Regions from separate parts of the Homo sapiens genome. Here region 2 is linked to region 1. A link is a loop called in an ENCODE intact Hi-C map of the cell type or tissue named here. Cell type or tissue: PC-3. All regions are shown on one strand. Links, peaks and the distances in the headings refer to the core of each region. The heading gives the core; the rest is flanking DNA. Region 1 overlaps MYLK (myosin light chain kinase). Region 2 overlaps CCDC14 (coiled-coil domain containing 14).

Region 1 (15,461 bases), core at 4,791-9,790:
GAATGAGTTAAGAGAACTGGTGAGGACAGAAGCAAGTTGCTGAGAAAAAGGAGAGGCCAAGACACTGACGGTATTTGATCTTAGATTTTTCAAAGACAAGTAAAAGAGAATGCTGGCAGGTCTTAGGATTGGAAAGTTCAGTGGTGGAAGGGATAAGGTAGACCTAGCTCTGTTTGTCAGGTGATACAGAAAGACTGAATCGGGTCAGAACATACTGCTCAAAAAGTGAATAATGTGATCAAAATTGAAAGGAGCCGAAATGCTTCTAAAAATGTGCGGTGATATAATTTATCATCCAAACAGAGACTCTCAACACTGAGAGAGATGCAATTAATAATCATGCCAGGATAGCAGGAGAAAGCTAGGACTGTTCCAGGAAAAGTGGGGAGCAGTCACCCTACTTGTAGCCAACTTCAAAGTGTTTTTTGAGGATTACTTAAAATAGTGGTTCTCCACTCTATCAGAACAAATATCCGCTTTTTATAACACGTATTAACTGATATCCCCATGCGACCCTGATCAAAATTCCCTTCTAATCACACATACACGTATGTGATAATTTCAAAAAGAAAATAAATGTAAAGCCTTAACTAAAGCATTACGGTGATATAGAGCGAAAGTGAATTATAAAAATATGGATTTCAATATGCAACTGTTCAAGCATGACCATTTCAATTTACATAAGTGCTCAGGCACATTAGATGACAATGAAATGGCAGATTCTTGCATTAACTCCTAATGCATGTTTAGATTTAAAAGTGAATGATGAAAAATCATGCTGTACAAGTAGCACAGCAAAGTGAAAGAGCACAGGTCTACAGTGGACACTAGAATATTCAAATAAAAAGATGTATTATATAAAAAAGAAAGAAGAAAATAACTTTAAAAGAAGATAACATAGCAAGACAAGTTACAGACCACTGAAGTAGAGAACATTTTTAGAAAGATGATTAATGTATTAATGTGGTGTTAAAACAATTCTCCGTTTTATGATACGGGGTTGAGTAGTAAGAAAATTATCACAGTAAAATTTATCACAGGACTTCAAGGTAAAATCTCACCTTACCTTGAAATACACATTCAGTGAATGGTTTTGACAAAGGAACAGTGATAATAACAAGAGACTATAGAGAAGACATGTGCTAGGATGAAAACAGCAGTCATCTCCAAAAAATAATGGAAATACATAATTTTTTTACAATATAGATTTATTACTGTTCCCCAAAGTTTTAAAAAATGTGAGATGGCAATAAAACTCAATAAGATGCCTACATTTTATGCATCTCCATTAACTTAATACTATTTGCTTCTAATATTAAGAGTTTTAAGTCTCCTCTGATCCACATTTTCAGAGCAATAGTGTAGTAACAGCACTATCTATATATACAATTATATGAGGTAATTATATATAGATAGAAATGTTATATTTCATTTAGTAGAAAATTTGTGCAGAGTAAATTTTTCAAAAATTTTGGAGGATAGCTTCATTCCTTTTAATCTTCCCTCTAAATGATGACCATTTCTTCAATTACTGGGCTCTTTTTTTTTGTATTATTGAAGACTAAGGAACCACCGATTTATATATTTGTGGTGTCTGTTCTGGTAGGACTGTGAGGAACTGGGAAAAGATTCTTGCTGTGAAGCCCATCCTGTACCCCTAGTGCTTGCCCCCTAAATCCAGCAACACTCCCAATCACTGGGAAACCAAAAGGGCCCCCATGAATCTCCTAAGTGCCCCCTAGAGGGTGGTACTGTCTCTGTTTAGGGCCAGTGGCTTAAGAAAACCTCTGGAGAAGTGCCTAGAACCAGAATTTCTGGTTGAATATTAAACTTGGTATTGAAGAAAAAAGGAATGAAAAAAGTCAAAACTAAAGGTCACTGAAATTGCTCAATGTGAATAACATTTTTGCCAAAATTCTCCTCTTTGAAGCACTCTTTCTTTTAAGGCTCAGATATTATTCTAGATTTTGTTGTACATGTTAGTCTACTTGTTGAAGCTCTGACCAGTGCTTATATATACTAGGAACGGAATCCCTTTCTTAGTACAGGGGATGAAGTACCAAAGGCAGCTACAGAGGCAGTCAACAAATATTTACTGAGCTCTTTCTACAGGCCAGACCTATCATGGCTCAGGCCCTGTGCTAGGTTCCTTACACTGGGGATTCAGTAACTGATAAAAAGAGACATGTCTTGCCTTCATGGAGCTTACAGTTCTAGTGGAGAAGAAAAACATTTAAAATACTTATTTATAATTTATTTATTTATTTTTATTTTTTACGTATTTTTGAGATGGAGTCTCACTCTGTCGCCCAGGGTGGAGTGCAGTGGTGCAATCTTGGCTCACTGCAACCTCCTCATGTCAGACTCAAGTGATTCTCCTGCCTCAGCCTCCTGAGTAGCTGGGATTATAGGCACCCACCACCACATATGGCTAATTTTTATGTTTTTAGTAGAGACGGGTTTCACCATGTTGTCAGGCTGGTCTTGAAGTCCTAACCTCAAGTGATCTGCCCACTTTGGCCTCCCAAAGTGCTGGGATTACAGGTGTGAGCCACCATGCCCGGCTTTATTTACAATTTAAAGACAAATAAGTTCAAGTATAAAGAATTGTGAAGCCAGGCATGGTGGTACATGCCTGTAGCCACAGCTTCTCAGGAGGCTGAGGCAGGAGGATTGCTTGAGGCTAGGAGTTTGAGCTTTATTGTTCTTTATATCCTAGCACAAAGTTCAATAAAATCTGAGGAATGAAGAAGAGGCTAGAACTAACAGCAACTGGGAAAAGCCTAAATCTACCAAAGGCCAGGGGTGGAGATGGGAGAAGGAGGTGGAGGAATACGAGATGGAAAAAGGAGGGAGCATCAGTAGCAAAAATCTAAGTTAGGCCAGCAAGGGCAACCTGTGTGTATTTTGGAGGGAAAAAGAGGCAAAGGCAAAGTGGATGGTGAAGATAAAGGAGGGAAGAGATTCCAGCTAAAGGAAATTTGGAAGTCATCCTTCAAGAACAGAATGGGACCAAGTAACTTTCCAGCTAACTCTTTTGTATACTAAATGAGTAAGGCTGCTTCTGCAAAGGCAGTCTTGAACACACAACTATTTTACAGCAAAGAGTCTGGTGGGGCAAAAAGAATAATTTCCCTTTCTATCACATTTGTATTGTTAACTTTAATGAGACAGAAAAGGACAAAAACTCAGAGCATTTTAAGATTCTGCCTAGATTTTAAAAAATAGGGTATATACCCCTAGAAAATGAAGTCATTGGGGAGTTTTAGAGGTTGAAAAGCATTTATAAAGAACATAAATGGGAAATATAATTATAGGTCCTTCAGATGGGTAGAAAAGTTAGATAAAGGAAGACAGTCCAAAAGAAATAAGAGCAAAAAGAACCAAAAGAAGAACCATGACAAACATCCAGGAGGAACACAGTAATTTAAAACTCAGCCAGTATAAATAGACACGGCCTAAAAATGTATAATGTCATCAATCCAACCCAACATGAAGATAAAAGGAGTCTAAGAGATCTGCCCCTGAAAAACGGCAGTGGCAACAAAAGATGGCACAGGAGCATTTCCTACGAATTCAAGGTGGCCCGAGAATCCTGGTGTCAGTGGCACCACCAGAGCTGCCTTAGTGGTCACCAGGGCTACTCTTCTCCCTTAAATCTTGTGACAGGGGGTCATTCTCCCTTCTGCTGTCACAGTCTAGGTGACCTGCTGGCTGGCCCTCTCTCTCTCACATAGTCAGAGCCTCGGTCTGCACTGCAGTAGTTTCATGCGGGTGTGGATAGCAGGAGCTGCGGCACTGAGGGGTGGCTGGGGGTAGGGAGGAGGTGTGCTTGGACCATCTGGGAGGGGAGAGCCAGGCAGACGGCTCCAGCCCAGTCAGTGTTTTCAGCAGCCCTCCGGGTGATTCTGATGCATGCTCAAGTTTGAGAATCACTGTACTAGGTGGAATATATCACACATGTAATTAAATCCCTCCTTGCTACTCCAAGAGTGGTCTGTGGACCAGCAGCATGGCATCAACTGGCGGCTGGAAATGCAGACTCCCAGGCTCTGCTCCAGACCTATGGAATCAGCATCTGCATTTCAACCAGATTCGCCAGGTGATTTCTGTGCACATGCATTTGCACTAACCAATCCTGTAAGGTGGGTGATCCATCTGAGGTCTGGATCTCCTCTGGGGGCTGCCAGTTTGGCTTTCCCTGGGCTCCTGAGCTTATGTCCTTAAAGTTAACCCTTTATTACCTGAAGTGACTCTCTGGTCCTTGAAAAGTCAAAGGCCTTCTCAGACTGAGACCACTGGGGCTGGGGCACACCCACCGTTTGGGCACTCACTCCACCTCATGTCCGATGCTCACTGTGTGGATGTGTGATGACCCAGGACTACTCACCACCTGTTAGTCTGTTCTCGCATTGTTATAAATACCTGAGGCTTGGTAATTTACATGGAAAAGAGGTTTATTTGGCTTGTGGTTCTGCAGGCTGTACAAGAAGCATGGCACCAGTATCTGCTCTTGGTGAGGGCCTCGGGAAGCTTACAATCATGGAGGAAGGTGAAGCAGGAGCAGAAATGTCAGATGACGAGAGGGAGAAAGAGAGAGAAGGGAGAGGTCCCAGACTCTTTTAAACAACCAGATCTCATGTGAACTAACTGAGCAAGAATTCACACATCACCAAGGGGATGGTATTAAGCCATTCATGAGGGATCCATCCCCATGATCTAATCACCTCCCACCAGGCCCTACCTCCAACCTTGGAAATCACGTTTCAACATGAGACTTGGAAGGAACAAACATCCAAACCATATCAACACCTGTTCATCCATGTGGCTTTCTCTTTTTGTTCTGTGTAAACCTTGTTTATTCCTATTCAGGTGGCAGCTTCTAGAACTGCACTGTTCAAAAGAGTAGCTGTTAGCCACTTGTGGCTATTGAGCACTCAGCATTATAGCTGGTCTGAAGTGAGGTGTGCTGTAAGTGTAAAATACATCCCAGATGTTGAAGAATGTAAAATATCTCATTAATAATTTTTATATCGCTTATACATTGAAATGGTAATATTTTGGATATAATAGGTTAAATAAGTATTTTATTAAAATGAATTTTACCTGATATCTTAAAATGTGGCTACTGGTAAACTTAAGATTACACAAGCCTGGGCAATACGGTGAAACCCCATCTTTAAAAAAATAAATACATAAGGCCGGGCACGGTGGCTCACACCTGTAACCCCAGCATTCTGGGAGGCTGAGGTAGGCGGATCACAAGGTCAGGAGTTCAAGACCAGCTTGGCCAACATGGTGAGGCCCCATCTCTACTAAAAGTACAAAAATTAGCCGGGCGTGATGGCACACGCCTGTAATCCCAGCTACTTGGGAGGCTGAGGCAGAAGAATTGTTTGAACCCAGGAGGCAGAGGTTGCAGTGAGCCAAGATCATGTCACAGCACTCCAGCCTGGGTGACACGGCAAGACCCTGTCTCAGAAAAATACATACATACATACATACATACATACATACATACATACATACAAATACATAAATTAGCTCAGTGTAGTGGTGCAGGCCTATAGTCCCAGCTACTTGGGAGGCTGAGGTAGGAGGATCGCTTGAGCCCAGGAGGTCGAGGCTGCAGTGAGCTGTGATTACACCACTGCACTCTCGTCTGAGCAACAGAGCAAGACCTAGCCTCAAAAAAAAAAAAAAAGATTATATATGTGGCTCACATTAAATCTCTACAGGACAGGTCTGTGGTCCTCCACGGGAGAGGAAGTTCTCAGAGGGCAGGTACCACGTCTCTTCCTTGCTCTGCACCAAGCCTCATGACCTGACCTCTGGAGGTGGGCAAGTGTCAGAGCTGTCTTCAGATAGCCTTCCAGGGGCTCAGACCAAGGCTGATTTCCATCATGTAAGGCCCTGAATAACTGCATGGCCCTCATTAAGGCACTGGTTCTCTTGGGGGATTCTGAATGTTTCTTGGGCCTGATCACTACATTAAACGTCAGATGAGGAATCTTTCTCTCTTGCAGATTTCCCTTTTTAAGTAGCTCTAAGGATGCTAATGCCAGTTCAAACAATGATGAAGCTACCACTTTCTGGGTGCTACTTCCTACTAGCTGTGCTTATCCTTGTACCACACTGTGGGGCAGCCATGAACTCCAAGTCACAGAAAAGGAAGTAAGGCTTAGGAAGGTTAATTTCTCCATAGTTAGAAATTAGTAGAGCTAAAATTCAATCCAAGACCATTTGACTTTCTTTCCATTGCACAACACTGCCTCCTAAACTTGACCACTAAAGGATTACAAAACTCCACATATGAATTACACTCTGAATTCCTGGACCTCTGCTCACTCCAAGTAAGAAGCATAGCACAGAGAGCTGGAGGGAAGGCAGTTGGGCTGCTAGGTTTCCTTTGTAAAGGGTTGGGCTAGCCTGGCACAGCCAGCAACTCATCCATGGCAGAAGGGCCCAGAGTGGACTCTTTCAGGCCTAGGTCTGTGGGGTGGCCCCAAACCACACATTAGCTTAAAATCGGTCTTGCTGCAGAAGCAGAATGTGCATAGGACTCACACACATTTAAAGAGCTGCATCCTTTAGGCTGTTCTCTATCTCCTAGAGTTAGAAGACAGAAAGTATCTTACATTTTATGTCTTAATTTTATTTTAATTAACTGTATTTTAATTTTAATTTGAGGGCCTGAGTCTCCCCAAATGAAAACCAAAGGGGAGGGGTGGGGTTGAGAGCCTTAGCCTGCTCTCCTTCCTCTACAGCCCTCAGCCTGATTTCCTTTCCCCTGCCCTGAGTACCATGAGCTACTAAAAATTTTCCTGCTTGGTCATGACATCAGATCTCACTTCCTGAACAGTAGGGATTGAAGAAAACGTTTTCATATTATCTAGGTTTTATATGCCTCCCCTGTATTCCTAACAGACTCCAGTCTTCCCTTAATGTGGATCATAGAAAACAAGGGCTAGTCCAGGTTGTAGAGACCACCAAAGTCAAACCCTTTATCCTGCAGAAAGACAGGTGCAGAGGTTTAGAGTCACACATCTCATTGGCACAAACTCATAACTCAGTGCTTTCTCAATTTCCCCAGCTCTAAACAGAACTCAGAAGAGGGAACAGGGTAATTTTTATTTGTAGGCATCAACACAAAGTTCAGGCATTGAAAGGGGGTTCATGTAGGGGAAAGCACAGCACCAGGATGGCAGAGCTGAGGTCCATCCTGAGGTTCTGAGCAGGGGCCACTTTCCATCTGGAATGCCCCAGCCAAAAGCACTCAAAGGTCATTAGAGTAAGTGAGTCACTCAGTTAAAGAATTTAAGGAAAGCATCCAAACTATGCATGCTCCACTCTGTGAAACAGCCTGTTGGCCCTTCTGTGGTGTGGGGAGACAGGGAAAACAGGGCAAAGGGCGGCCATTGGCCCAGGTGCACCTCGCCCCCTTCTGGAACCTTCCCTGACTACCTTAATTCTCCATCTAGTGTCCCCTGAAAACCAGATTGGGAGGACAGTCTTCTGAAAGAGGAGAAGTGAGTCTGAGCCTTGGTTTATAAACTTCCAGTCTTAGAAAGACCGGGAAGGGTCAAGGGAACCTTGTGTTACTTCTGAGGGGCTGACAGACCCCATGTCCTTCCTGATATCAAGGCTTTAAGTGTCAGCCAGGGACCTGAACTAGAGATACTCTTTCCAGTGGAGTGGCTTCAGCATGGCAGAAGGACACACTAGTAGCAAAAAATATTTTACTTATGGTCCAATTTTTCTCCTAGAAGTTTTAAAGTTAACAGAATTTTTTAAAGTACAGAGTGGGGAAAAAGACAAAAATATTAGGTTGGTGCAAAAGTCATGTGGTTTTTGCAATTACTTTTAACTAATATGTTAACACATTGATGTGTTTACTTCCTACATATTTTTCTGAGTTACATAATTTTTAATAATGAGCATGTATTATTTCATAATGACGCTAAAGATGATGTTAATGAGGATAAAAACATTGTTCATTCATTCCTCAAATATTTCAGTATCTACCATGTGCCAGGAAGCTTTCTAGATGTTGGAGATAAGGCAATGAGCAGAGAAAGTCCATCTCCTCCTAAATCTTCCATTTAGTGGTGGGGGATGGAGAAGACACTGCAATGTGAGATGGTAATACGTCCTAAAAGAAAAACCTCGAGTGGGGTGAGAAGATGGAGAGTCATAGGGCTGGGATGGTTGGGAAAGGGCCTCTAAGGAGCAGACATCTGAGAACAGACTTGAAGGATGTGAAAGGAGCGTCAGGTGAGAGGCTGAGGGAAGGGCTCTTCTTTTACAGAAGGAACAGCAAGGGTGAAGGCCCTGTAGCCTTGCTCAAAGAAGGGCCAGAGGTGGGTGTGACCACGGTGGGCTGAACAGGTGCAGAGTGGCAGAAGATGGGTCTGAGAGCTAGGGAGGGGCCAGATTGGGTGGGGCTCTGTAAGACCATCCTAAGGAGTCTGATTTCAGCTGCAGTGTGAGGGGAAGCCATGGGAGGGCTCAAGCAGGAGACAGGTGATACCTAGTTTGACAAACATCATCTCCTGGATGCCTCCCTTGTTCGCAGGGACCACATCTCTCCCATTAGATTGGAAGGTCCGGGGTTCAAGGATGGGGTGTGTTTTCTCTTGTCAGTTCCTCCATCCTTCAAGAGAGGGCTAAGGCAGGAGCTGCAGGCCTTGGGGTAACTGAGAGCTCAGCTCCCTCCTGGACTCGGGCCTCCTGGGACTCACCTTCTACTGTCAACTCCACTGTCACCTGGCGAGCACCACTGCCATTGGTGGCTTCACAGGTATACTTTCCCCTGTCCTCCTCATGGACAGCATGAATCACAAGGCTGAAAGTCCCCCGGATGCCGCAATCCAGCAGGAAGCGGCCCCCGCTGGTGATGGGTTGCCCGTTTCTGTGCCATGTCACCTGGGGCTCTGGGTAACCCCGGACCTTCAAGAAAAAGAAGAAAGGGTAAGAGCCTGTATTTCATGAGTACTCTCTCTGTGTCAGGTATTGTTTGGAGTGCTTTACATGTGTTAACTCATTTAATCCTCATAACGCCCCCATTTCATCCTCATTTTACAGATAAGGAAATCAAGGTACAGAGAGTTTTGGCAATTTCCCAAGGTCTCAAAGGTAGAAGGTGGCAAAGTCAGGCATCCTGGGTCCAGAATCCACTATGCAAATGACTCTCAAGCCCGGCTGCATTTTAGAATCATCCAGGGGAGCTTTAAAAAAACACTAGTGCCCAGGTCCCACCTTAGACCAATTAGATTAGAATCCCAGGGGGCCAGGACTGAGTACGGGGATTCTAGACCAGTGCTTCTCACTCCAACATGCTAATAAATCACTTGGTGATCCTGTTAAAATGCATATCCTGCTTCTACAGGTCCGGGCTGGGGCCTGAGATTCTGCAGTTGGGACAAGCTCACAGATGCTACTGATGCTGCTGGTCCCTGGAACTCACCTTGAGTAGCAAGGTTCAGGACCTGCACTGCCCAGCACGGTAGCCACTGGCCACAGGTAGCGATGGAGCACTCAAAATGTGGCCAGTGAGACTGAGTTGCACTGTAAGTGTGCATTACACACTGGGTTTCGAAGACAATACAAAAAAGGGCAAAATATCTCAATAATTAAAAATATGGATTAGATGTTGAAAAGTAGTATTTTTGATATGTTGAATTAAATGTATTCAGATTAATTTCAGTTGTTTCTACTTTTTAATGTGGCTACTAGAAAAGTTACAATTACATCCAGGCCTTGTGACAGTCCTATGGGGTAGTGCTGCTCTAGACCACTTGCCTTTCTCTAACTGTAGTTAGCAGCTGACATTTGCTGAGTGCTAAGGGTTCAGCACTTCTCTAAGTACTTGGCTCATCTGAGTTTCCTTTTTTTTTTTTTTTTTGAGATGGAGTCTTGCTCTGTTGCCCAGGCTGGAGTACAGTGGTGCAATCATCTGAGTTTCATAGCAACCCAGTCAGAGAGAAGACATCTCTCAAAAGAGGGGAAAATGCAGAGATAAATTCAAAGAAAAGAATTCACTTTGAGTTTTAAAGAAAGGAAGTCCCCCAAGGGCCTTCAAACACTTGAAACTCAGTAGGCTCTTCAGAATTAACTCATCTTTGGAGGATTAGGGTTCAGAATGGCTCACTAATGCACAGCCAAGGACCCAGAATTGGGGATTTTAGCACTGGAAAGTAGAAGGCATCATAGGAGCTTCCTGAGAACAAAGTTGTTTGCATTACAAAACAGTGGTAGCAATAGTTTTATCCATGTATTCACTTCAAGGAAAGAGAGAATGGATACGGATGAAGCAAAATCAAAATTCACTGAATGACCCCCAAATTGCATTTACAAAGAAAGGCTTCACTGATCTGTAGCAATAATCCTACTCACACCCCCTGCAAGGTCACAGAGTGATGCTATATTGGCGCATGTGCACACAGGCCTGGGCATCCAAATACAGTCTCTTCCCTAAGCATACTAAGCGAGGAAAGAGCTATGCTAAAAAGCGCCGGTCGTTGTCTTTGGACTGTGCTCAGTTTTCTTCCCAGGTGCTCAGCCCCTAGCCCACCCTTAGACCAGAGTCTCTGTAACCAGGATGCAGATTTCTTCCTAAGGAAGGAAGCCTTGAATAACAGGGAAAACTCCCAAAGTGAACAATCCCTCTTTGATTATTCCATATAGTCACCCCTCAGTGCCAGTTTGTGAATCTCACAAGACTGCCTTTCTGTCCCCACTAATTTGTGGTCAAGCTTCAGTGAAAAAGAAACAACAATAAAACTCCAAATCAATATGGTCCATCTTATTTACAATGTCTGGAAACAAAAATATATCCCTTTCCTATCAAAATCTAAACTATACTCATGACAGAGATTGAGTACTTTGGAGGAAATGCTGAGACTCTGGAGTGGATTCCCCAAAAGCCATGTGAACAATGCCTGAAGCCATTGTAGCCTCACCAAAACAAGTGTTCCAGAACTTAGGCTGACAGTGTTGAAGGAGACCGCATCCATTGGGATGCACAGGGTCTCACAGCCACTGTAATATAAAATGGTGTGTTAACAGCTGTTGTCTCTGGGTGGTTAGGATTGTGAGTCTCCTCCTTTCTTTTTAGTTAACTATTAGTTTCTGAGAGTTCTGCAATAGTACACCTGGCCTTTGCAAAACAGAAAAAAGAATTTTACTTAAAAAATGCATTTCTTTTATATTAGTGTGCTGTATAATGAATGTATATAGCACATTCATTAATTTGTTGAGGGCCTCAAGGAATTTAAATCTAGTAGCGGAAATAAAAGAGCCATGCAAATAAATGTTATGCATGTTTAAAGGTGACAGATGTCATGCGCCCATATAAAATCATGTCATCTTGTGGCCCTAAAGGCAGAAACGTTCATGCATGGGAACATCAGACAACAATTACACTGTTAAAGTATTCTTCTCGTGTGAAACCCTTTCCTACAGAAGGTGGCCCCTCAGGACTCTGCTCATACAGTGAATCTGCAAACCATCATTGTCTTCTCCTGCACTCCATTAGGCAGGGCTGGTCTACCCAGGCTTCTATCAGCTTCAGAGAATGGGAGTGCCAAGCACTGCAACTAGGAGGAGGTAAATCATTAACTGCGCCAAAGGCGTCCTGGCATTCCATTAGCAAGCATACTGGCCCCCTGCAGCAGGGCCAGCTCTGGTGGCTCACTGGGCTCTGGGGCATCAATGATTAACTGGGGACATTGCAAACGTTCCAGACCTCAGGGACACAATCCTTCTGTCTCTTTCTCTTTTCCTCTCACTTTCTACACATACCCCAAGCTTACCTCTGAAATGCCCTCTTAAAATAAATATTTAGGGATTTGAAAATATGCTGAAACTGGCATCACTTAAGAAAGTTGCAGTTCACTATGATACTTTTATAGCACATTGGACCTGAAGCAAAGGCAGGAATTTTTGTGACCTTGTTCAGTTCCAAGGTCTGAATGATTTGAAACTTTAATACTTGCCCTCCCAATATGGAAAATCAATCCGTTTTTACTGTCTGCCACTACCCTGGACCTCTGGGTGGTGAAGGAATAAGCCTGGGTTCACATCCTTGGGATGCATGACAACAGCCCTGCCCTCCCAGGTTGCCTTATCTGCTGTCATCACTGGCCTTCCACCAAGAAGTCATAGCTGGGATTTTTACAGTCAGGATCTTCATCAAGAGCCAGTAAAAACTCTTTGGTCCTGTAGTTTTCAGAGGGCTGCCATGTATAGACTCTTACTTGACTCTTGCAGCTATGACGGAGATGTCTTTGGTTTGGATACCCAGAAGCAGAACCTCAGATAGGGCTTCAGAGACCCCTTCCTGCAAGTCCTCACCAACACTCACAGCAGCTGGGAATGGGCCTAATGAAGGTATACGGGTAGGGCACCAACAATGTCCACAACAGCTCACAAAGCCAGTCGTTTTACTGGGCCCATGTAGCCTAGAAAAGAGGCCTGGAGAAGTAGATGGTTTGCCATGATCTCACATGGCAGCTTAAATGGCAGATTGGAGACCATAATTTTGGTTTCCAGGTTGAGTGGTTGTCTCCATGCCTCATCGTAAATTCATGTTTTTGGTGAGGTAAGTTCTGTAGAACCAAAAGTATTCATAAGCGTCTATCTCCAAGAGACCCTAAATCCCTTATAGGTTAAAGCAATATCTGCTCCCCACTTTTGGAAAGTGTCAAATGGTTCACCAAGGTTATAATCACACCATAAGCAAGTCTTGGGCTATTCCCTTGTTTTCGTAATAGGACAGGATTGGTGCCTGCCAGGTGTGTACCTAAGACACCCCTAGGAGAGTCAGTGTGGTACAGAGAGGCTAGTATGCAAGCCAAGGCCTGCACACTCTGGGCCTGGCTTGGTGTCCTAGCTTTCTTGGGTTGTAATTCCTTCCTTGTATTAAGGAGGAAATTGCTTTTGGTATCTAAGGTTCCTCCCATCTCTGAAGTATTATGGTTTTAAATGGTGACCCACTTAGCTTCTTAGGGAAGATTCTTTCCTTTCCCCTGCATTCTCCTCTGGGTCCAACCCACAGCCTTAGTACCCTCTAATCCTCCATATGAGAAAACCAAGTAACCACAGAAGAAATGCTCACAAACATGAATAGACAGCCCTGAGTTTTCACCACAATGAGTTTTGGAAATGGCACCAAAGAGGGTCACTCTAAGGAGAGAATCGCATTCTTGACACAGTAACCACATTTAATTGGAGGTTGTATTCTTGAACAAAAGCCCGGTATCAAATAAATCAAGGGTATAACCAACAACTTGTCATAAAAATAAAGATATAGTCACCATAACCCCTATAATAATTTTAAATAGTAAAACTGTGCTCCAGCTTCATAAAATGTCCTCAAAAACCTTTATGGCCTCAAAAGGCCTTTAAAAGGAATGAGGGCTCATTCTGTGCTTGCTGAAGGTTGAGGAGAAAGCTGAGCTGCAGGCAGGCAGTCGCTTGGCCACTGCATTCTACCTGCCTGTCTCACTTGAGAGGCAGTTTCCAGAACCTGGTGCTGCCTTGAGATTTACTTAATGACTAAAAGCAAAACATCTGTTAGAGCACTAAACATTTTGGTTTTTCTCTAACATATATCAAGGGCTTTCAACTTATCCTCAGTTGCTTAGGACGGGCTACCATAGCCTGTGCTCAGAGCAGGGGCAAATTCTTTGTCCCTATAGGTCCTCCAAGACTCAAAGCAACATATCCATCTTCTCCAAGCTTGGTGAGTAGCAGAAAGGGGGTGATTGTGCTGATTCTGCAGATCTGCCGCATGTCTTTTTTGTCTGGCAGGGCCTGGCGCAATGCACACACTACAAACCCACACAGCTGCAGGGCACAGCTGCGGTGGCCCAACCGCAGATAGGTCACATGAGCAGGAAGAAGGAACTGAGGCTCTGCCCACATCAGGGATGGAGGAAGACCAGGAAGGAGAGAAAGCAGGATTGAGCTGAGGCCAGGGAGAAAACAGACTGCCCAGCAGGACACTGGGGATTGGGAAGATGCACCAAGAAGATATGAGCAGTGAGCTGAAGAATCTTTAGGGCTGGGAACAACAGACCCGAGGGGTTGCCACTGAGTATTTACTTGATTGTTAAGTAACTGAAGGGATGCTGGGAAAGGCTGGGCCTGGAGGAGGGGACATTAAGGAATTCTTCTAGATGGACATCTCCCCTAAGCTGACAAAGCCTCATTCTGCAACACTGTCTATGTATTCATGATTGTTGCCTGCCTGCCTGTAACACATTACTGTGAACTTCTTACCCTGTTACAAGTGTTGTTTCTCCTATGATAAAAGACTAGAAGAGGACTGGTGATTAAAAACTGAAAAATAGTAGGAAATAAAACCAATGGTGCTGAGGGATTAGCTGAAGAAGAATCAATCTTCTTCTGCCCCATCTCCAAGTATAAGCTCACTCAGATAATAAATGGACGTGGTTGCACAAAAAAAAAAAAGAAGGAAAACATTAACACCCCAAACAAATCAGACCACAGAAAATGTCTATAAAACTTACCTCATGGGTATGTTATGAGGGTGAAGAGTGAAGGGTGAGCCAGGGGCATGGCATGACCAAGCTTCAGAGCCTGCGTCTGTGTCAGCAACTGGCACTCAGCCCCATAAGCAGGCAGGCACTTAATTAAGGCTTTGAATAATCCCATTGCCAACAGTCAAAAGCCTTAACTGAACCCACAGAACCCATCAGGAAGAGACCATACCAACTAAAAACAGCAATTAGTGAGAGGCTTAAACTGCTGGATGCTCCCCACCCCCATGTCCAACTTGTAAACCAATGAGGACAAAAGTGCTTCCGTGTAAATAAAACCAGAATGCAGAGAATTGTTCCTCTCAATGGCTCAGCAAATGCCATGTGGGTCTCCAGGGACAGATGCTCAAAGTCTCTTTCTCTGTGATCAGCCACTCTCACTTCCTATGGCATGCTTTCTTTTCCTATGACCCGAGACATAGGAATCCCTGCACCTCGACATCTGCAAGGCTGAGGACTTGTTTCTGTCACTGAAAACACAAGGCAAGTTATAGCTCCGTAGCTGGGGGTTACAATTCAAGCCCTTCTGGACCGCTTAATCAAAAAGATCTATTTCCTTTTATCTAGACCAACCTTATCAACACATGCAACTTTTTGATTCCCTTTTAATGATATAAGCATCTAAAACCCTTTGGAGCAGCCAAACAAAGATACAGATTTTTCTTTCTTTCTTTCTTTCTTTTTTTTCTGAGACACGTTCTCACTCTGTTGCCCAGGCTAGAGTGCAGTGGCACAATCAGCTCATTTTGCAGCCTCGAACTCCTGGGCTCAGGTGATTCTCCTACTTTAACCTCCCAAGTAGCTGGGACTATAGGCATATGCCACTATGCCCAGCTAATTTTTTGTACTTTTGTAGAAATGGGGTCTTTCCATGTTGCCCAGGCTGGTCTTGAACTT
Region 2 (15,461 bases), core at 3,888-8,887, 190 kb after region 1:
ATTATATCAGTATAACCATTCTGGATGGCAGTTTGAAATGTCCAACAAAATGTAAAATGTTCATAATCTCTGACAAAATTATTCTACTTCTAGGTTATCAAGCATCAGAAACAGTTTTACATGTGCAAAAGCATCTCCCACCTTGTAGATACATACAAGGATGTTCACAACAGCAATTATTTAATAGTGCCAAGTTGGAAACAACTTAAAATGCTACATAAATTATGGTACATCCATATATGAAATACTAATACACAGATAATAAAAAAAGCGAGAGGTCCACTTGTACTGACGTGAAAAGATCTCTGAGACACATTATGAAGTGAAAGCAGCAAGCTGCAGAACAACAGTATAATGTGAGCTTATTTTTGTTTTAATAAAATTCTGATTTTCTTTAAAGGTTTCCCCTTTACAACAGAAGCTTTCCTCGATAATCCTTTTGTATGTCCCTGGTCAGATTCTTCTCTTCCCAAACGTAACCAATCTAAACTTCTAATAATTCACTGCAAGCCTCTCATTCCTACCCTCCTCTTCTCAATTGTATACTTTCCTTTTTTCACTAAAAATAATGTGGTTTGGGGACAAACACAGTCATCCTTTGGTCCCAGGGTGTATCCATATGTGTATTAGCCCTCATTTTTTCCATCTAGTCTGATGAGTAGCCTTATCTGTGCCCTGGATCCCATTCTCCTCCTAGACCATCAAGGACTCTGCTCCTATCCCACTCCCTTTATCTTCTGTATCTGCAGTTTCTCCCTCTTTGCCAGTTCATGTGCCTAAGCCAAGAAACATATTAAAACTCTTCCCATATTTTAAAAAAATTCCCTCCAACCTAACTGTACAAGTAGCTACTTTCATTCCTCTCATTCCCTGCTTTCAGGGCTAGGCTTTTAAAAAAATATTCTATTTAAAATGATACATGATAAAAACAGAAAAAAGGATATTTTAAAAATTGATGTTACACATGCTATTTTAAGATATGTACGAAATTTAAATATACTGGATTTTAAAAAAGGAAAAGAACTGCTGCTACTTAGGCAAATATTTCTTTTATTCAAGTCATTCTTTTTTTTTTAGACAGCTTGAGATAAAACTGACATACTATAAACTACATAAATTTAAAGTGTGTCATTTTATTTTCTGCCATATGATGTAGTAAAACCACCATCACAATTAAGATATCCATCAGCAGCCATAAAAAAGAATGAGATCATGTTTTTTTGCAAGAACATGAAGGGAACTGGAGGCTATCATCCTTAGTAAACTAACGCAGAAACAAAAGCAAATACCACATTCTCACTTATAAGTGGGAGCTAAATGATAAGAACTTATTAACACAAAGAAGGAAACAACAGACACTGGGGTCTGGATGGTAGGAGGGAGGGGAAGGTGGTAGGAGGGAGAAAAGCAGAAAAGATAACTATTGTGTACTGGGCTTAATACCTGGGTGATGTAATAACATGTATAACAAACCTCCTGTGACACGTGTTTACCTATGTAACAAACCTTCACGTGTACCCTCAAAGCTAAAAATTTTTCAAAAAACATATTCATCACCCCTAAAGTTTCCTCATAGCCCTTTTCATAACTCTCTCCTCCCAGATAAGCACTTATTTATAGTTTGCATATTCTAGAATTTTATATAAATGGAATTATGGAATATATACTCTTTTAGCCTGGCTTCACTCAACATAGTAATTTTGGGATTCATCCATGCTGTTGCATGTATCAATAGTTCTTACCCTTTTATTGTTGAGTAGTATTCTACTGTATGGATATAGCACTATTTGTTTATCCATTCACCTATTGATAGACATTTGGGTTGTTTCCTATGAACACTCATCAACAAGTTTCTGTGTGGACACATGCTTTGGCTTCTCTTAAATATCTAGGAGTGGACTGGCTGGATCATATGTTAGATATATGTTTAATTTCTAAGAAACTGCCAAACTTTTTTTCCAAAGTGTTCAAATTATTTTACATTCCCATCAGTTAATTGTGAAATCCTTCACATCCCAACATTTATTAATTTTGAATTTTAGCCATTCTAATGGGTATGCAGTGGTATTTTGTCATGGTTTTAATTTTCACTTTCCTAATCATTACTGATAAGCATCTTTCTATATTCTTATTTGATATTCATATTTGATATCCACTTATTTGGTGAAGTGTCTGTTCAAATATTTTGCCCATTTTTCAACTTGATATTTAAAAATTTATACTGTCTTAAGTTCTTTATACATTCTAATACAAGTCCTTTATCGGGTACATGTTTTACAAATATTTTCTCTCAGTCTGTTGGTTGCTTCTTCATTTTTAATAAGTGTTTTTTGAAGAACTGAAGTTTTAAATTTTGATGAAGTCCACTTTACTCATTTTTTTCTAGTTTATATTTTTTGTGTTGTATTTTTAAAATCTTTCCCAATCCAAAATCCCTAAGATTTTCTCTTACGTTTCCTTTCAGAGGTTTTGTAGTTTTAGTTTATACATTAAGATCTGTGATTCATTTCAAGTCAATTTTGTATACTGTATGAGGTAAAGGTTGAGGTTCATTTTTTAAAAACATGACTCTCTCATTGTTTCAGCACTATTTATTGAAAAGAGTATTCTTTCCCCACTGAATTTCTCTGATATCTTTGCAAAACACTATCTCTATGTGTGAATTTGTTTCTAGACTCTATTCTGTTTCAGTGATCTATTTGTCACCTTTACACCACACCTCTTAGAATACTATTCCTTTATGTTTTGAAATTGAATAGTACCAACTTGGTTTTCCTTTCTCAATACTGTTTTGGGTACTTTAGAGTCTTCAAATTTCCATGTAAACTTTAGAATCAGCTTCAATTAAATATTTTTAAAAAGCATGCTTGGGTTTTTACTTTAATTACATAAAATCTATACATCAATTTGGGGAGAAGTGATATCTTAAGTCTTACATTTATGGATCTGGTTTATCTCTCACTTATACTGATCTTTAATTTCTCTCAGCAATATTTTGTAGTTTTCAGTGTATGGGTCTTACATATTTTTCAAATTTATCCCTAAATTGTTCATATTTTTTTGATGCTACTCTAGTACTGATTTTAAATTTAATTTCAAATTGTTCATTGCTGGCACATAAAAATACAATTGATCTTGTATCCTGCAACCTTGCTAAGCTTTCTTATTAACTCTAGCAGCATTTTTGTAGATTCCATAGGATCTTCTACAAGAGTTATCATGTCATCTGTGAACAAAACAGTTTTACTTCTTTCCTTTCCAATGTGGCTGGCTTTTATTTCTTCTTGCCTTACTGCACTTGTTAGAACGTCTAGCACATTGTTAAACAGAAATAACTATCATTATTTGCTGGATAACATTCATACATTCTCCAGCATATGCAGAGACAAAAAAACAAATATCTAAGAAGAATTTTAAAATAATGGGATAATATTACAAAAACTATTTTAAAATATTATGCATTGAATTTAGGATTACATGATTTTAATGGAAAGAAATTAACAAGTGAAACCAAAACTGATTAGGCAAATATTTCTTTACTTCAAGAAATATTATTCCTAAGTAATCTAAAATTTAGGAAATAGGATATGAAAAATGCAGAGTTTGGAATTCATATTGTCAAGATTACTAACACATTCTGATCTATAACCATAATTTCCACGGTTGTCTTAGTTTTATGTATAGATTCAATGTTCACATCTGTCTACTCTTTTGTTTGAATTCACCTTTTGGTTGACTGGACTTTGCCATTCAAGTTTTTTGTTTTGTTTTTTAAAGGAGTTCAAGGGTGTTAAACTTCCTAAGTTCTTGCACACTTGAGAATATGACTGTTGCCTTTGCACTAAAAGGACAGCTAGACCACATTAGAGATTCTCGGGGCATACTTTCTTTCCCTCAGAACTTTGTAAATGATATTCTATGATCCCCTGGCAACGAAAATCACCGTGGAAAGGCTGGAGATAGCCTAAAATTTTTCTCTTCATACATAATTTTCTATTTCTTTTGAGTGCCTCCAAAAATTAACTTTTTTCATCCTTAGGGTGTAGTAACTTAACCAGCATATGTGTTGGTGTTGATTGTTTTGCATGGTTTTTCTGAGATCTTCTATGTCCTATTCATCTGCTGACACAGATCTTTTTTTTTTTTTTTTTTAGAGATAGGGTCTTGCTCTGTTTCCCAGGCTAGAATAAAGTGGTACAACCAGAAAATTTTCCCTTTTATTTATAAATATCTTAATATTGTCTTTAATCCATTTGTTCTGTTCTCTTTTTTCAGGAACACTAATTTATATCTATTTTCTTTTTCATATGTATTATCTTCTTCATAATAATTTTTAGATCATTCTTTTTCTATTTTGCCTTGTGTGATTCCCTCAAGCTTATCTACCATGCATTCAGTCAATTTAACAAATATTTGTTAGAGTGAGTGTTAGGCACAATTCCTAGCACTAGAAATATAGTTGCAAACTATAAAGCGACAAAATTTCAGCCTTCTCAAATTCAGAGACAAAAACAACAAAAAACAAGAACTTACGAGGAAGTAAGAAAAGGAAGAAGAGAAAGTTACTGTTTAATGGGTACAGAGTTCATGTTGGGGATGAAAAAGTTTTGGCACAGATAGTGGTAATGGCTACAGAACATTGTGAATTTATTTATTGCCACTGAAATGTACACTTACAAATGGTTAAAAATAAAAAGGTAAATATTATATATATTTTACCATAATAAAAATAAAAATTTTTTAAAGGGTTTAGGAAGAGGAAGAAGCTAAGGGTAGTAGGAGACACTGAACTATGAATTTAGTAGCAATTAAAACAGAAAGACTTAGGGAAAAAAACCTAAAAGCCCAAAAAACAACAAAACAAAAAACTTCAGGCTTCACAATACTTAAGTTCTAGTGGACTACAATATCCCTGAGTTTGTCTGTTTATTAATGATTTTACATTTGTTTCTTTCATTTTTGTAATTTTTTTGCTTTATTTTTCTGAGTTCACTTAACTCACTTTTCTTCTCTTTTTCTTTTTCTTCTTTGAGCACTTTGTCTCAATCTCAGTCTTTCTCCCTGTAAGAGATCCTACTATCTTTAATTTCCTTGAGACTATGGAATACTGTTTTAAGTTTTTCTGAAGTTCTTTGAGTAATTTGTCTTGTGATATTTATTCTGGACCTACCTTTGTTCTTGTTGTCTGTTTATTTTAATGCTATGCAAAATCTCTCCTATAAATTGTTTTCTTCCTGTGACTTTTGTGATGTCACTCTCCTAATTTTAATCTTCTGTTCTTTCCTTAAAAAGTTGTTACTCCCCAGCAATTCACCTTTCACTGCATTCACACACTCTACCTTCTTGGTGAATATACCACTTACTTATATGCTGGTAACAGATCACTTACTTTCAATCAGATTGTCTCCAGTGTCTACAACAGTGCCAGATCTATACAAAAAGCTCAATAAAAACATGTTCAGAGAATAATTCCCGAGTCTACATTTCCATCTTTCATCTTGTTCCTGTACTCCAGACAGTCTAACTCAGCAGGTCTAAATCTTAACTCACAGGCTCTCCTATTACCTTGCCTAACTCAAAAAACATTAACAGTATGAAATAAAACAAATCTATTCTTCCTCTAGTAGCTCCCATCTGGAAGAATTATGCTAACATTTGTTAAATTATGAAGACAGAACCTGAACATCATCCTTGACTCCTTCCATTCACTCCCGTTTCATTTTTATGTTCTGTGTGGCTACATAATGGTCTCATAGTTGAGTTTAATATCAGGAGGTGGTCATGAATTCTTGGCACTCTCTAGCTCAATGGCTCTTAACTGGAGGTAATACCCACCAAACTCCCATCCAGGAAATTTGGAAATGTGCCAGGCCTTCTGGTGGTCAAAATTAATGGGGCACCACAGACATTTAGTGGTTGGGGACCAGGAAGGCTAAATGCTGAATAACTATATCAGAAGACACATTAAAAACTGTCTAGCCTAAATGCCAAAAATGCCAAAATATCATAGAAACGATGCATCTAGCTATTTTTTAAGCCACAAGATGGCAATAAACTCCAAGAAAGTCCTGAAAGATGTGGTTAAAAAGAAACATGTAGTTTCCAAATATCTAAACAGGAAAAAAAAAATACTTCTTTAAAAATTGAAAATGATGAGAAACACTTTCGAATGAACCAATGTATTCCAATTTTTATTTGTAATGGAGATAATGGGTAATTCTTTCCAAATAGATTACCAAAGTGGCACAAACTTTCCTACACTACTGCCAGAAACCTCATTCTGCTAAAAAGAACATATCTAATAAATTCTTCATTTTTTAGTTATTTCATCTTTTAGAAGGTCAAGTAAACAACAGTGGCAATAGCATGCTATATAATCTTTGTCCTGTAAAGACAGCCAGCCAAATAGCTCTGGTGCCAGTTGAAGAATTAGGTCAGACATCAAACAAATACCTTTTAAAAAAACTAGAAACAAGTGGTGGCCCATAAAATAGTAAACTTCATTTTCTTGAGTGGCTTATGAATTAGCTCCTAAGGCAATTTAAAAATGTTCTAAGGAACCGAAATAAATAAGAACCACTAATATTTTCCATGGTGACAATGTTAAAATACAATATTCTCAGACTAAGTTTTGGTATCCTTATTTAAGGAACCAATTATTTGATTGTCATTCCTTTAAATAATATGCTTGTTTACTTTGAATGGCTTACAATACATTCTATGTTCCACAAAATACACCTAAATAGTGAGGTATAATTAAATCTCTACTTCCTAACCGAGACAGTGTAAAAGTCTACAAGTTAAGATCACTGTACTCTAAAACCAAATTGCCTGGGTTCGAGTCTTGACTCTTAACTTCTTAGATATATAACCTTGGGCAAGTTACATAAACTCTTTGTGCCTTCATTTCCTCATCTGTAAATGCGAGTAAATAGCACCTATTTCACAAAGCTGTTGTGAAGATATAAAGAGGTGACACATATCGAGGACAATAGTCTGGCATATATAAAACATTCAATAAATGTTAGCAGTATTTGCTGTTCATTATTTTATTATTTACTCACTTTTGGTTTTAAAAATTTATGCTGGTAATAGGAATTCCTTAGGTCAAGACTAAAGATGATATTAGATCTTAAACCCAGCAACCCCATCTTATATCGTAGTAGCTACAGGATAATGACCTCTAGACAAAGAATCCTAAATGAGTGCATCTCACTAGCTATCATGCCTCTACAGGCTCCAGATACGTATATTTTAGCTATGCTCCAACTATTTAATTGCTTTCCAGTTTCTTTAAAAATTTGTGTAGATCCTTGCAGGTCATATCTTACACAATGTCTATAACTTATGCAGCTGTAACACTCTCTCAGGGCACATTCGCATTGCAGTGCTGCAGAAGCACCTGATATGTACTCCAATATTTTGCAAAGTGTATTAATAAATAGACACTGAAGTGTTGGCCTTGATGGTCATCACTGAAACATTCAAAGTTAAGATATTATTGCTAATATGTGGGTGATTCCTTTTATATTTCAAGATTAGATCCCTGTTCTACATCTTTCCTAAACAAATTAAGAATGTAATTCCAACAAGTTAAGATGACCAAAAGAAAAAATATCAAAGAATTTTACTTTTTTCTATGTCTAAGTGTGGTGGGGCTACACGAGTGCTTACTAAGGTTCTCCTTTCCTTCCTGGGTGTATAGAAGTAAGTATATATCTGTGACATTATTTTATATATTTTTATATATACATATTGTATATAAATGTGTGTGGTGTGTGTGTATGTTTATTACTGCATATACATACATACACATATATATACGTATATATACACATACATATATATATATGTTTTCATTCACAGTTCCTGGCTGTCAACACCCACAGCCCTTGTTATTTGTTAAGCAGTCAAAACCAAAAACATACCTTTTATTAAAATATTTGGCCTTTTGTCCCTGGTTCCTGAAGCAGCTTCAGACCAGCTTCAGTGATAAAGGTGAAAGACAGTCGTTTGTTAATATTCAGGTACTTTAGGCCTCAGAAGCAGGCCTCAGAAAACAGAATCTCTCTCTCTAACCTTCTCTTGCCATCCTTTCACCTGCTCCTTTTTCCTCCCCATTGTAGGCCATAGGAACTAAAAATATACTCTAATCTTCTCCCACCTTTCTTACAGCTGGCCATAAGGAAATTCTCTGACCTACCTTGTCTGTTTGTAGGTCATAAGAACCCCATTTCTGAAGGAGACCTGCCTCATACTGAGGAGAAAGGAATGCTCCCCAGAGAGGTCAAACAGAATTTGAACAGACAGAACTTCTTGGGTTTCCCCACTCTGTCTATTAGATCATACCCTTTTTGTCAAATCACATTTCTTCACAGCTGACCATGATTCAACCATGACTATCCAATGAAGCCTCCATAAAAGGCCCAAGAGGACAGGGTATGGAGAGCTTCCAGATAAACACATGGAGCTTTCTAGAGGGTGGTGCACCCACCGAGGGCATAGAAGCTCCATGCCCTTTCTCCAATACCTTGCCCTCTGCATCTCTTCATCTGTATCCTTTATAATATCCTTTATAATAAAGTGGTAAACTAAGTGTTTCCGTGAGTTCTGTGAGCCGCTCTAGCAAATTAACTGAGCCCAAAGAAGGAGGTCAAGGGAACTTCGATTTATAGCCAATCAGTCAGAAACACAGGCAAAATAACCTGGGGCTTGTGATTGGCATTGGAAGTAGAGCTCAGTCTTGTGGAACTGAGCTCTCAACCTGTGGGATCTGATACCATTTCCAGGTAGATAGTGTTGGAATTGAACTGGAGGACACCCAACTGGTGTCTGTTGCAGAACTGATTGTTTGCTTGCTGGTGGGGAGAAATCCCTACACATTTGGTCATATAAGTGTTCTGTGTCGATTGCTGTGGTGTGAGAGCAGAAGAAAAACAGTTTGCTTTTAACATAATGTCCCAGACCTTTCTATTAGGCAGGGCCATGTGCCTTGTTTCAGCCTATAAAATATAAGTGGTAGCGAAACGATCACTTCTGGGTTGAGCCATGTAAGACTCCCCCATTACCACATCCACATTCTCTTTTTCCTAGACAACACATACTGAGACAGTGGCTTCATAAAATGGAGGCAGTCTGGATCCTGAGTCACATGATGAAAGAGCCACCAATGATCCATGTTAGTCTTGGCATGAGGGAGAAAGAAACTTGCTGTGCTATGCAAATGAGATTTAGAAGTTCGTTTCTGCAGCATAACTTAGACTAGTCTGATAAATATACAGAGGTACTTCATTTTTCTGCCTACACACTACCAAGTGACAACAGGGGTAAAATAAGTGGGAGAAAATACATACAAGTGGGCAGAAGGAAGAGTTAGAGAATGCTGGAAATCTCTGAAAAATGAGGAAGAAAAGTAGAAATACAGTAAGACAGCAAATAAATTTTACTTATGAAGTCCTAGGTATGTCATTTGCACCTTTGTTCTGGCCAGGAGACATCTTTGCATACAGACAAAAATATTCAAAGAGCAATTCTTACCTTCGTAACTGAGCATTCTCACTTCTTAATGGTTGCATGGCCAGTGCTATCTCAACTTGAATATCTGTGTTTCCACTTACTGTTGGAAGTACAGATATACATGCCTCCATTTCTGTAATCAACCTCTGAATTTCTGAATCCTCTATAGAAGGCAACAGAAATGAGTAAAATCAATATTATATTTTTGGACAAGATTATTAGTATGTATTACTAAAAAAGAAAATCTTTATAGATATGTACATTCTTGTTATAAATTCAACTCAATTATTTATAAATTTATTATACAGGTTCCATTTTTCTCTTTCATGCTGCTGGTATTTGTTTCCTCAGAATTCTAAAGAAATTAAGTTCAGTAAACTAAAGATTAATCTTAAATCACAGGATTATTACATAAGTGATTTTTTTTTTTTCAGTTCAAGAGTCAAGTAGGAATGTGGCTTACACAAAACTCTTAGTCCATAGTTACAAAGGACCACAGTGGACTCCTATGATTGCTATAGGGTTTCCTATAACTGGTTATAGTATTAACATTTATAATACAACCTTTGATCCTGGCATAAGCAAACAATTTACTTTAGGGGGTTAATATGGCAAAATATTGAGTGAGGGTCTGCTAAGATAGTTTCATTACTTAATTTTCTAAAGTAGATTGAACACAAGCAGCCACATCTCATTTGATGTGACATCAAAAGTTTGTTAATAATTGTGGACAGTAGATGTTTTTGGAGATTGCAAACAGACACAGGCATAGAAGGTAGATATTAATTCTTTTGCCTTTTATCTTTGTCCCCTCATTCCCATTCATATTTACTACGGGCTGAAAGTACTTAAAATTATTTATTAATCATCTGATAACCTAGAAGTTGAAAGTGTATTCTAAGTTACAAAAATGTATTCAGTTTCACAGATATTTTAACATCCTCATGAAAAGTATATGTACACAGTAAACAACTGTGTTCAATGATCAAGCAGTCTTCTACCAATCTTTATTTATTTATTTATTTTGAGACGGAGTCTCAGTTTCCTCATCAGTAAAATGGGAGTGGTAACAGTACCACATAGGGCTGCTGGGAGGATTAAATGAGATAATGCATATAAAACACTTAGCACTGTGCTGGACACATGGTAAGTGTTCAATAAATGACAGCTAATGGTATTATTATTATTACCATGATTATGTATCTGACTGTGAAAATGGTAATAAGTTGAAGGTCTGAAAACAGAGCAATTTTAATATACTAAATCTTTGGTCTAATGGTGCTACATTTATATAGCATTTTAAGATTTTTTTTTTTTTTGGTCTGCAAACGTTAGGTATTCAATCAATGCTTCCAAAATCAATTACTGTGTTTCCAAGATGACAAAACTGTAACTCATTTCAAGCAAAAGCCATTACTATAGAATACATATACAGAATGGAAACAAATGAATAGAATCTGGCTCAGAAACACCTTGATTTAAGAAAAAAAGTCCTAAAAATACACTGAAAAGGGCATAAGAAGGTATGCGTTACTTCTCAAAGTGAGATTTGTTAAACAATCTAACAGTTGGCTATTAAAGAAGTGACAGGAAAGAATTCTCTGCATCTTTTTAAAACAGGAAGAATAATCAGTCTACTCAGGGAGTTAATCATTTATAGGCATTCTCTAATTAAAATTTTTATCTGTCCAAATTCTCTTTGGTTGACTCTTTTCAAGGTCTATTATCAAGCAGAATAAATACACACTTGCAAGCAAAAGACTGAATGTTTGACATTCTCAAACGCATTTTAAATCCACAGGAAAGAAGGGATCAAAACTTAAAAAATAATACAATAAGTAGAACTCATTTTCTTATTAGCTCAAAACACAGTTCTATGGAAAATACCACAAACTCCATTTAAATGATAGCTAAATAACATGACATTGCTATTTAGTATAACACCATACTACAGAAAGTTATAAGTCCCATCTACCTTGTTCTGCTACCAGGGCCTTGAGCTCTCCCAACAAATATTTTATAATTCTAACTTTTTCAGCTGTCTTGTTCACATTTTTTGCCTTCTGTACATCCTTCACTGTTTTTGTATCTCGCACATGTATGTTTAAATCCTTTCTTTCACTTGTGGCCTCTCTAATTTGCTCTCTGGCACATTTTTCTTCATTAGTGGCCAAGAAAGCTGGTTGTGACTGAGTAGGGCTTCGGTGTGTCTGACTGTCCAGATGCGTTTCTTTTCCATGAGATCGAAAAAGAGACAAATATGTTTGAATACATTTTAGTAGGTCTGTTTCCTTATGAATTCCTTGTTGTGGCAGAATTCCATTAACAAGGCCCAGTTGCTGCAATGTTGGAATAGCTGATATGTCAGTTTTGGGCAGGCTACATGGAACTCCAGGACTGGTATTAAATGAATTCCGTAGAACATCAGTACAGGTTGCAGAAACTGTTTTACCTTGTGATGCAAACTGACTGTTGCCATCAGTTTGAACTTCCTAAAGAAAGATAAAAACAAGTCTTCAGAAGTATGAGCACTCATTTGTAGGTATTAATTACAACAAACTCAAATATATGAAATATATTTATTAAAACATGTTTATTAATATATTCATTTTGTGAATATTTAATAAGTAGTTACCACTATATTTTGAGGATATACTATAGTCTGTGTAACTACTCCCATACAGTTAGACATTTAAGTAACAGCCAGTTTTTCACTGCTGAAACATTTCTGTAAATATGTTTGTGCAAAAACTTTTTGTATGTTTAAACTTATTTTCTTATGATGTAATTTCCCAAAGTGGACTAATTTTTGATGCTTTTAAACCATCTGTGGTATTTGTAAACAGTCTATTTTAGTCATGGCCTTGTAATGCTCCCATATTACAGGGTAAATTAAGCTTTAAAAAACAAGAATCTTTATTGCACTGAGGAAAAAAATCCAACTTACTTTTAAGCTAAAAATATTAGTAAGTTTCTGATATTAAAAACTTGCTTATTAATAATAATATTAATTATAAGAAACTCAAATATATGGTTACTACTCCTAACCATATAGTAGTTACACAGACTATGGTATATCCAAAAAATACAGTATTAACAAGTTATTAAAAATTCAAAGGGTATATATTAATAAACATGTTTTTAATAAAGTATTAAGTGAAAGCAGCAGTATATAAGACTGTATTGTTGACTTATAACTTTATTTTAAAAGGAAAGCAAATGTTAACAAATACAAACCAGAAACTAAAACCTATACAGAGGATTAAACGATTGGAAAGAACTCTATCAGTGTGTCAACAGCAGTTGTACTTGGGTGGTCAGTATGGTTGATTTTTTTCCTCCTACTGATCTCTTCCCCTCTTTCTCCTTCATTATTGTCATTAATAAATAGGTAAAACTTTTCTTTCTTTTCTTTTTTTTTTTTTTTGAGATAGAGTCTCACTCTGTAGCCCAGGCTGGAGTGCAGTGGCGCGATCTCACTCACTGCTACCTCTGCCTCCTGGGTCCCGGTTCAAGTAATTCTCCTGCCTCAGCCTCCCGAGTAGCTGGGATTACAGGCATGTGCCACCATGCCCAGCTAATTTCTGTATTTTTCGTAGAGGTGGGGTTTCACCATGTTGGCCAGGCTGGTCTTGAACTCCAGACCTCGTGATCCACCCACCTCGGCCTCCCAAAGTGCCGGGATTACAGGCGTTTAGCCACGGCGCTCGGCCATAAACATGTAAAACTTTTATAGCAAAAAAAAATAAACAACTGGTCTTTAAATCCTAGTGCATTAAGTTATAAGCAATAAATTCAACAGTCCCTCCTGAATGACTGCTATAAGCAAATAGTTACTTATGTAGTATAAGAACTGTACGCACAGAATGAACCTTTGGAGGGCAGGGTGGCCGCTGAAGTGACCAGACTGGGGTGGAGGTACATAAGCCATAACTAGAATGAGGAGTTGCCTGAGATTCTGTAAGTAAGAGGGAGAAAAAATTAATCACATATCCTACTTTTTATACAGTAACCAAGCAATTTAATTAGAACTTACACTCACGATTTTTAAACAGCATTCGTACTCACCAGAATGAGAGGGAGCATGGCATGGTACAGCAGGAATTCCATTAGGGATGTTCTTTGAAGTCAAGTCATTCATCAGTGACATCTGAGTCTGCACGTGCTCACAGAGGGCTTGGTATATTATGGGTGAATACATTCTATAATGATCTTGCAATGACCAGTTTTGCTCTAGGTCTGATGTGTCTCTTTCACTTCTAGCAGAAGCTTCATTAGGTATCTGTTTCTTATTATCTGAAGATGCTAATGTGGAAGAAGAAAAAAGTTCTTGAAATATGATTCTTCAAAAACTTTTACCGTAAGATTTTAAGAGAAGAAAGGGCTCTCAGAAGTAGTCCAATCCATCACATACTTCATAGAAGGGCTTTACCACTATCACCCCTACTAAAGAAAATCATCTCAAATTCTTTCTGAAAGTAATTAGTGTTTAAGTTTCCCCAGTCAAAAATCATCTATACTAATTCTTTACAATTCCCATTTTTTATGCTACTTGCCATTTGTAAAATCTCTCCTTCATTTTAACACTTCTTTTAAGGGAGTTATATTATCCCTAAAGTCCAGTCAAACTCCTTCACCTTGTTCCTTGTCAGTTCATGTTCTCAAGGGAAAATGCAATAGGAAAGAGAATAGTTTGTACAATTCTGATGCTTTGGGTCCTCAAAAACAAAACAAAACAAAACCAACCAAACAAACAAAATCTTGGCCTGGCATTTAAAGTTTCCAAAGCTTGACCACAAGCTACTTTTCCAACTATCGCCCCATCACTCCCAACTCCAATTTTTCATTTCAGGCAGGCCAATTTAGTTACCCAACAAGCTTTTCTCACCTTCCAATAACATTGTTCATGAACCATTCCTACCAATCCAATTCTACCCACTCACCAAGGCTCATCTGAGTTTTCTTCTTCCATGAAGCCTTTTCCAATCCAATCATTCCAGTCTAGTGACTACTCTTCACCACCCTAGAGCACATATTGTCTATAGAAATCATATGCCACTGACACACTGCCTTATATTGCTTATCTTTCATCCTCCTGCCTTTCTGACTAAACCACAAGTTTCTCTAAGCAGGGCTGTACTTCATTGTTTTCTCTTACAGAACCTAGTATTAGTCTATGAACAAGGTAGAAATCGGTATTAACAAAGTAATAAGTAAAAAACAACAAAGTTTTCTACATAGCACTACCTATAGATTGGTATAACAATCTGAATACTATTTCCCTAATTAGGTCCCCTTCCCAAAGGTTTTTTAAAACACTATTAACAGAAATGAAAATATTCTGGTAAATCATAGGTTATCAGTATACAAAATAAATTTAGAAAAATATATGGATATTTGTCACACCTACCAAAGCTAAACGTACATATATTCTATGAAATAACAATTCCACTCCCAGGTATACACCAATAGAAATGAGTGCTTATGTCTACTGAAAGACATGTGCAAGAATGTTCACAGCAGCTTGATTTGCAGTAGCCCAAAGCTGAAAACACCAAATAGCCATGAATAGCAGAAATGGATAAACTGTGGTATACTCGCAGGCTGGAATACTATACAGCATTAAAAAACCAACAAAGTACTGATATATACAACTACCTGGATGTTTAATACACTTAAGGCTGACTGAAAGTGGTCAAACACAAGGGCGCACAGTGTTCAATCACATTTATAGGAAGTCATCAAACAGGTAAAAGTCACAAATGGAAACAGATGTCAGGAAAATGGTTACACAGGGATGAGGGTCTAGGTGATGGTGAGGGTACTGACAGGGAGGGAGCCTCGCAGGGTGCTAAAAATTGTCTGTATCTTGATCTAGGTGGTGGCTACAGGGGTGTATACGTATGCAAAAATTTATTGAGATTTATGTACTTTAAAATTATTTA

What was found. Peaks named below come from ENCODE experiments on the same cell type or tissue, not always from the same donor. Only the 100,000 strongest peaks of a DNase experiment are listed, where the experiment ranks them.
Region 2: a loop joins it to region 1, with 18 times the contacts of the local background. A loop is called at or near these places in 1 of 110 quality-filtered maps.

The regions. Positions count from the first base shown.
Region 1 is chr3:123,743,590-123,759,050 of GRCh38, forward strand. MYLK (myosin light chain kinase) reads right to left here. Exons shown (of 34, transcript NM_053025.4): 5 at 8,742-8,949. Among named protein-coding and RNA genes, the nearest start is that of MYLK-AS2, 62 kb to the left of the region's middle. In PC-3, for the core only: no CTCF peak of the experiment used is centred there; DNase peaks (open chromatin) are centred at 6,342 and 7,332; H3K27ac peaks cover 701 bases.
Region 2 is chr3:123,935,312-123,950,772 of GRCh38, forward strand. It overlaps CCDC14 (coiled-coil domain containing 14), which reads right to left. Exons shown (of 13, transcript NM_001366335.1): 6 at 13,585-13,821; 7 at 13,380-13,474; 8 at 11,492-12,008; 9 at 9,538-9,679. Among named protein-coding and RNA genes, the nearest start is that of CCDC14, 18 kb to the right of the region's middle. In PC-3, for the core only: a CTCF peak has its summit at 6,045 (motif pointing right); no DNase peak of the experiment used is centred there.